Regions from separate parts of the Homo sapiens genome. Here region 2 is linked to region 1. Evidence: chromatin contacts called from ENCODE Hi-C or POLR2A ChIA-PET data. All regions are on one chromosome and are shown on one strand. Each heading gives the region's core, a stretch centred on a gene start or an enhancer-like site at or near the end of the contact. The rest is flanking DNA. Distances are from core to core; before and after follow the strand shown.

Region 1 (3,369 bases), core at 380-2,879:
GTTGTCAATGAGTTGTTGGAAATTGCAACTTTAAGCAGAACAACAGGCAGCAAACTAATTTTACTACAGGCTAATTTATATAAACAAGTTATGTTTCTATGGCATATTTCTGATTACAAAAACATCACCAAACTTCTACATAAAGACCAAAACATTTCTGATATTCAACATTAAAATAAATGTGAGCTATATACACATTTAAGAAAGATTAATGAAAGCAAGATAATTATTTACCCAGTTATTCCAGCTCAGGGTCACAGGTGGCCAGAGACTCTCCCCATAGCTCAGGGTGCAAGGCAGAAGCCCACCTTGCATAGGACACCATTCCATCACAGAATGCAGGTTCACACACAGTCACACTCACTCACACTGAGACAAGGTAGGCATGCCAGTTAACCTCACGTGAACTTCTTTGGGATGTGGGAGGAAACCAGAGTACCCAGAGAAAACACACGCAGACATGGGAGAAATGCAAACTCCACACAGTGGCCCTGGCCAAGAAATGACATTTTTTCTCTTCAATTTTATAGCAAGATAATGTTGAAGTAAATGATGCCATTTGAGTACCTGCTGTATATTCCAGGAAAGACTGAACACAATTAAAATTGTATCTTTACAATACATACAACGGAGGCTCAAAATAATAGACATTAAGTTCGGTTTGAAGAAAAAAAAGTAAATTTCCTGCATATGTACCTCCTGGATTAAAATTTATACTACATCACACAGGAATCACACTTGTCTGAGATGAAACAAGCCACATTATTGTGTAAAAGTGACTGCAACAACTTTTTTAAAATAAAAATTGTGTTCCAATCAGCACCTAGATGAAATGCCCAGCACAGTGCCTAGTTTATCTGCCTAGTTAATAGATGACACTCAAAACTGATTGCTTTTCTGATTACACGAAATAAAAGTACTATCTGAGAAGAAGCAAAATTCCCATGTCTACAAACAGGAAAGCTAACTTGGATAATAAGTGTGCAATGAGAGCCAAATGACCTTGAAGGCTTCTAAATCAGAAAACTCAGTATATGTTTGATGCAACGGTCCCTGAGAAAGTTTTATGATTTCAAAATCATATACTATATCAGGTTATTTTGCCCACTGGCAGTACCGGAATTGGCAAAGCTGTACTTTCAAATTCACACTAATCAGTTAACAGTTGTTGAAATCAAATTGCAGCCAAGGTTGTTAGAGTCACTGATAAAATAAACAGTTGTTGAGAGGGGGTGGCACAAGGCAGTGAGATCACACTAGCAGCTGGGACTCAGGGTGGGAAGATGCCTGGGAAGTCAGAAGGCAGTTAAGACCTCCACAACCTACACATTTGCAGACACTAGTTTAAGCTACTGACTCCTTTAGTCTTGAACTCTCCTAAAGGTGGGGGATCTTAACTGCATTTGCAATTACCAGAAAAGGTAAATAAATGGTAAACCGCTGAATCCACTGGCAATCCAAATTGCGAGATTTAAAGCTGGGCTGGGAATTTGAGAAAAATAGAGTTGGTAAATTAGCTACTTGGTACAACTTCTACAGATGTTTTTTTGTGAGCTCTGAGTTTCTGGAAAAGCTAAAGTTCCCTGCAGTCTCCACCTACTTCCAAAGCAGTCACCATGGCTCGCTGTCAGCCAAGTTTCCTGCCAACAGTCCCTGTGTGGGGGAAGGAAAGAATCAAAGAAGGACAACTGGACAAAGGTAGTATGACTTCATCCAACTAGATATTTTTTCTCCCTCATTACTAAGTCACAGTTCTGGGTCTTTTTTCAGTTGACCTTTTCTAGGTCCATGTTCAGCATTATGTATAGAGAAAAACTGTACATTTTCACCAGGAATGGTTTGTACTTGGTTATTTTAAAATTCAATATAGATGAGTTTCAAATTTGTCTTCTACCTCAAAATGCAGCAAATTCCAAGAATGGAGTTTAAATGAGCATTGTGTAAAAAGCTCATTCAAAGAAGCTCGGTCCTCATTTACAGGGAATGAGAAAATACCTAAAAAGAATGTGGAGGCTGAGGCCAAAGTGTCAGATAAGTTTTTTTTAAAGAAAGAAAACCTCAGGGAAATTTTTAAAAACTATTTTTCATTTTAAAAGTTAAGGAAGGGAGATGTATAATTTTTAGGGTGTCAAAACCGGCCATGTAAGTATATGCAATCATGGTTTTGATTATGGTTAAGTAAATGAAGAGGAGAGGAAACTGTCATACTTATGGACCTGCTTATTTGTGATTGCGCTTATTACTGTATGTACATCTCACAGTAATCTACAGACAGCTTACAACAGTGCTGCACACGATTAATCTGACTTCACAGTGAGACGCTGAGAAAGGTGAAGTAAGTGGACTGAGAGCCACAGCTCCCAAGGGCAGTGCTTGGATAGGAACTCAGATCTTTACCTTCAAAGGTAAGCTACAAATTCAAAAACTAATAACCACAGACTATTTTCAGTAGTAACTGAAACTAATTCAGCAAATACTAACTGAGTGTCTATTGTGTATTGACCACCTAACAAATAGTGAATTTTGGAAATATGTCAGACCTAGATAAACTCTGATAATCTTGACAACTCTTCAGTCTCCATTTACTTCAGAGGCAATTAGAAAGAAAGAAACAGGCCTGCCTTCACTTCTCAACCATCAGAGGCCTGTACAGACCCTTCCAGTTACTTTCCTTCCTTATATCATCTGGGAATGTATTAAACCTGCATTCTGGGCCTATGGCTTTCATACATTCGGTCACAAATAGAAAGCAATGTTAAGTCCTGGGTTGCTACCTGTAATGGCAGTCCTATCCAGCCCCTCTCTGTCTGATGCTAAGGCTCAATGAAATCAAGGCCAGACAGAATTGAGGACCAGTCCAAAGTTATTCTCTACTCCATCATTTATTCTAAGCTGCCAGTGATCTTTATAATTGGTAGCTAATTTCTTAATGGCATATCCAGTTTCTTGCTGATAAACAAAACAGTGGCAAGGAAAACAGCAAATATGGACAGATTTAGGATTTTTAATATTATATTTACAGACAATCCAAATGTTCAGAGTAACTCATTATGCAAATTCTGATTTGGCTTTTAAGTAAAGTATATTTTCTAAGTACTAGTATTTTAAAGGAATTGCCTAAATAATATGTAACAAAAACAAACAAAACAAAATCTCATATGAGAGTTTCCTTGTTGTCTTATTGTAAATTATTCCAGATCTACATTTCTTTGGCAAAATATTCAAATATGGCAGCAGTGAATTAATTAATCCATCCTTCCTTCCTTCCTTTCTTCATTCCTTCCTCCCTCCCTCCCCCTCTCCCTTCCTTCCTTTCTACCGTTCTTCCTTCTTCTCTCCCTCTTTTCCTTCTCTCACTTCCTCACTCCC
Region 2 (3,369 bases), core at 606-3,105, 84 kb after region 1:
CGTCCACCTAAAATGTACAACAAATATGGTGGCATTTTATCTACCAGACTCAGGTTATGGAAAAACAGAATTTAACGTTTTACCAGAACACAGAGATTCAAGACCTGTGTGACAGCATTGCAGGACACATATCCACTTTTAAAGAAACAAAAGGCATTCAATTAAAAAACTTCTTTACTTACCTTTTTGAAACAAAATTGAGAACACCTGAATTTGTGATGATCAAATAAGCAATAGAAACCCTACAACTTTCTGAGAACCTACAGTATACATCAGTTGCTTTTCCAAGGTTAGTGCAGTTAATTCTTACAGCATCAAAACAAGTTATGTATTTTTGCCACTTTACAGGTGAGAAAGTGTGGTCAGGAGCTTCCCCAATGTACTCAGCTAGTGAGGGGCAGAGGAGATTCAAGTCGTTCAAATCTTGGTTCAAATATTACCTTCCTAATGAGGCCCACTCCTGCAAGCCGGCTCACCCCTACACAGCTTTGCAGTCATGGCACTTATTATATTCTAACATTTTGTATACTTCATGTATTGATTATATTTTTTGTATAATAACTGGCGCTTCCTAAGAAAATGTAAATTATTTGAGCACAGCTATCTTTCTTTGTTTTGTTCACTGATTCACCTCTAGTGTCTGGAACAGTGTTTGGAGCATGGCAGAATTCAGCACATATGCAAGGAACCTACTAGTGAAATATTTAAATGTCTTCACTGTCTATGCTCTTAACTATTGTTCTGTAATGCCTGTATTCTGAGTACAGAAATAAAAATCTTATTTCATTTCATGCTGAGCCACTCTCTTTGGCAAAGATTAAGGAAGGGTGAGCAAGAGGTCTTCTACCATTCTGGTTTTACTGATGGCAAAAATCAAAGTTACAAGGATTCAAGTATTCCTTACACCTTGAGGCATAAAGACATATAAGCAACGAAAATTTTAAAAACAATAAAACCCTAAAATCAATTTGCTTATTAAGGCATCTTTCTTTAAATATTGATTTGCTAGTCTTTGGCTAAAAGGCCCTCATTCAAGCTATTTTAAGATTAAGAAGCAACATTTATTTTATAACCCACAGTGAAAATGGATTATCTTCCCACTCCACCGTCTTTAAAGATAAAACTGTCATTTCTACAAGCAGTGGAAGGCAGTGTGACTTAAGGACTTTGGCAATCTTATCAACTCTGAGGAACTCCACTAGAATTGAGGTTTCTCTCTCCCCACAAGGTACTTTAAAGATAAGGTTTGGGCTCACCCAGTGACTTACTAGACTGGGTTTCTGTAATCTCTCAGAATCTAATCTTGAATTGGGCTGTCAATTGACTAGGTGGAAAATCTGGCTCAAAAAGAAAATGAGAGGTTTAGAAAGACAGCAAAAGCCCAGAAAGCTAGGGCAAAAAAGAGAGAATACCTTAATAACCCAGGGGGATGACATCCACTCAGGAAATCTGCCAGAAACTAGGCCTACAGTTCTAACTCAGCTCCTTGTATCTAGAAAGGGATTAATTGTATAACCTGTTTGAAATAAATCACCAGATGACTTTTTATTAAATTCCCTCCTGCTGGAATGCAGGAGCAACCTACTCCAGACCTGCTTTCACAATGCACGGACTTCATTCATCCATTTATTCATTCTTCCTTCACTCACTTATCTTTTAATTACTACAACACTCCCTGCTAAATAATAGAATGCTACCATCTAACTTTGTTTTCCTAGTGCAACTAACGTTGGATTATACAAACTACACACATTATCTCATTTAAGAACAACCTCCCGAAGAGACAGACACACGCATCCAGGGATTTGACCATGGTCTTTCACCTAATAGGCACAAGAAGTTGGAGTGAAACTGAACAACCTGACCACAGAGCATAGGATCAAAATCATTTCTCAGCACTATACCAGCGATGACTCTGAAAAGCCTGCCATCTAAAAACACAGATGAGCCTTAACCACAAACATCTGACCTGGAATCTGAAACAGTTCCCCAAAGGGGAAAAGACGATGCCCAACTATGCTCTCCAACATTGTCTGGGCAAAAGAACTATGTGGGAAGCTTTTGCACATTTTTAAGCCATTTTAAAAGAATACATTTATTATCCTTGTAAATGCAGAGATATCCAAACAACTGAAAAAAAATGGTTCATAATCCATTGCCAGATAACTAACCCTTGATGAGAAAAAAATAATAATAATTCCACATACAGTTTAGAGCATCTACTAAGTGTCAGGCACTGTCTAATGCTAACGATAGAGCAGTGAACAAAGGAGATCTAAACCCCTGACCCAGGGGCACATTCTATCTGCACAAAATGATGTAAAAGAAAAAAAGTGTAATTCCTGCTTCCAAGTCTAACAACTGCTCATGAGTTCTTATGTTTCTTTTTAGAAATGTACTTGCTTATAGTAGTGTAGCTATCAAAAAGCCTTCTTAAATTTTTTCTCCCCAGAGGATTCTTTTTATCCTTTTGGGCCTTACTTTCATTATTTGCTGTTATAGTGTAGATTTCTTCCCACATCACAAAATACAGATATGCTTATTTTGGTCATGGCTGCACCCTATTCCAGCATTTTGGATGCATCATAATTTTACTTAATGCTTTTCCTACTGAGGCTCACTTTTGTTGTTTCCAGTTTGTGCTTTAAAAACTAACATTGCATTAATATCTTTAATGATATGTCTAAGTAAACTTTTGGGAATATACAGTATATTCCTATTAAAAAGCTTATTAGGGCAAAGAGTACATGCTGTAAAATATATATGCATATTTAAATATGATCATTTTGTGCAGAGTTTGCAAAAATGTATTCCCTTCACATATTTGTACTTAAGAATGGCCCTTCCCACACCTAATACTTAAACATGTGTTCAATTCTTAAACATTTACCAATCCATTAAGTGAAGGACTAGATATAGTCTATTATTTTTATTTACATTTTGTTATTATGAAGTGCATTTTCATTGGCAATGCATATTTCTTTATATGTAAGGTGTTTGTTCATTTTCTTTTTTTAATAGACTATTTTTTAGAGCAGTTTTAGGCTCACAGCCATATTGAATGGGTAAGCACAGAGTTCTCATATACCCACTGCCTTCACACACTCATAGCCTGTCCCGTTACCAACATCCTCCACCACAGTGGTACATTTGTTTCAATTGATGAACCTACATTAACATGTCATAACTACCCAGAGTTTATGGAGTACGTTAACATTAAGGTTCACTCTTGGTGTTGTACATTATGTAGGTTTGGACAAATGTGTAATGTCATATCCCTCATTACAGTAACATACAGAATAGTTTCATTGTGCTAAAAATCCTCTGTGTTCTACCTATTAATCCCTTGTCCTATAACCCCTGGCAATC

Evidence for each region. A loop is a pair of places that touch in the nucleus more often than their neighbours do. ChIA-PET counts read pairs that join two places held with the same protein, here RNA polymerase II (POLR2A). Pooled maps may share reads with other maps.
Region 2: a map of left cardiac atrium shows a loop between it and region 1 (2.2-fold over the local background). The contact joins two enhancer-like sites. A Hi-C loop is called at or near these places in 5 of 168 maps with a recorded cell type or tissue (aorta, ascending aorta, cardiac septum and 2 more) and 6 of 50 pooled maps. POLR2A ChIA-PET finds 5 or more read pairs at or near these places in 2 of 52 experiments (BJ and Panc1).

Annotation. Positions count from the first base shown.
Region 1 is chr3:21,644,067-21,647,435 of GRCh38, forward strand. All of the region lies in intron 2 of ZNF385D (zinc finger protein 385D), which reads right to left. Among named protein-coding and RNA genes, the nearest start is that of ZNF385D-AS1, 100 kb to the left of the region's middle. Within about 2 kb of position 1,630, at least 10 of the 41 ENCODE cell types and tissues checked have a DNase peak (open chromatin) inside an H3K27ac peak, as active enhancers do.
Region 2 is chr3:21,728,321-21,731,689 of GRCh38, forward strand. All of the region lies in intron 1 of ZNF385D (zinc finger protein 385D), which reads right to left. Among named protein-coding and RNA genes, the nearest start is that of ZNF385D, 21 kb to the right of the region's middle. Within about 2 kb of position 1,856, at least 2 of the 41 ENCODE cell types and tissues checked have a DNase peak (open chromatin) inside an H3K27ac peak, as active enhancers do.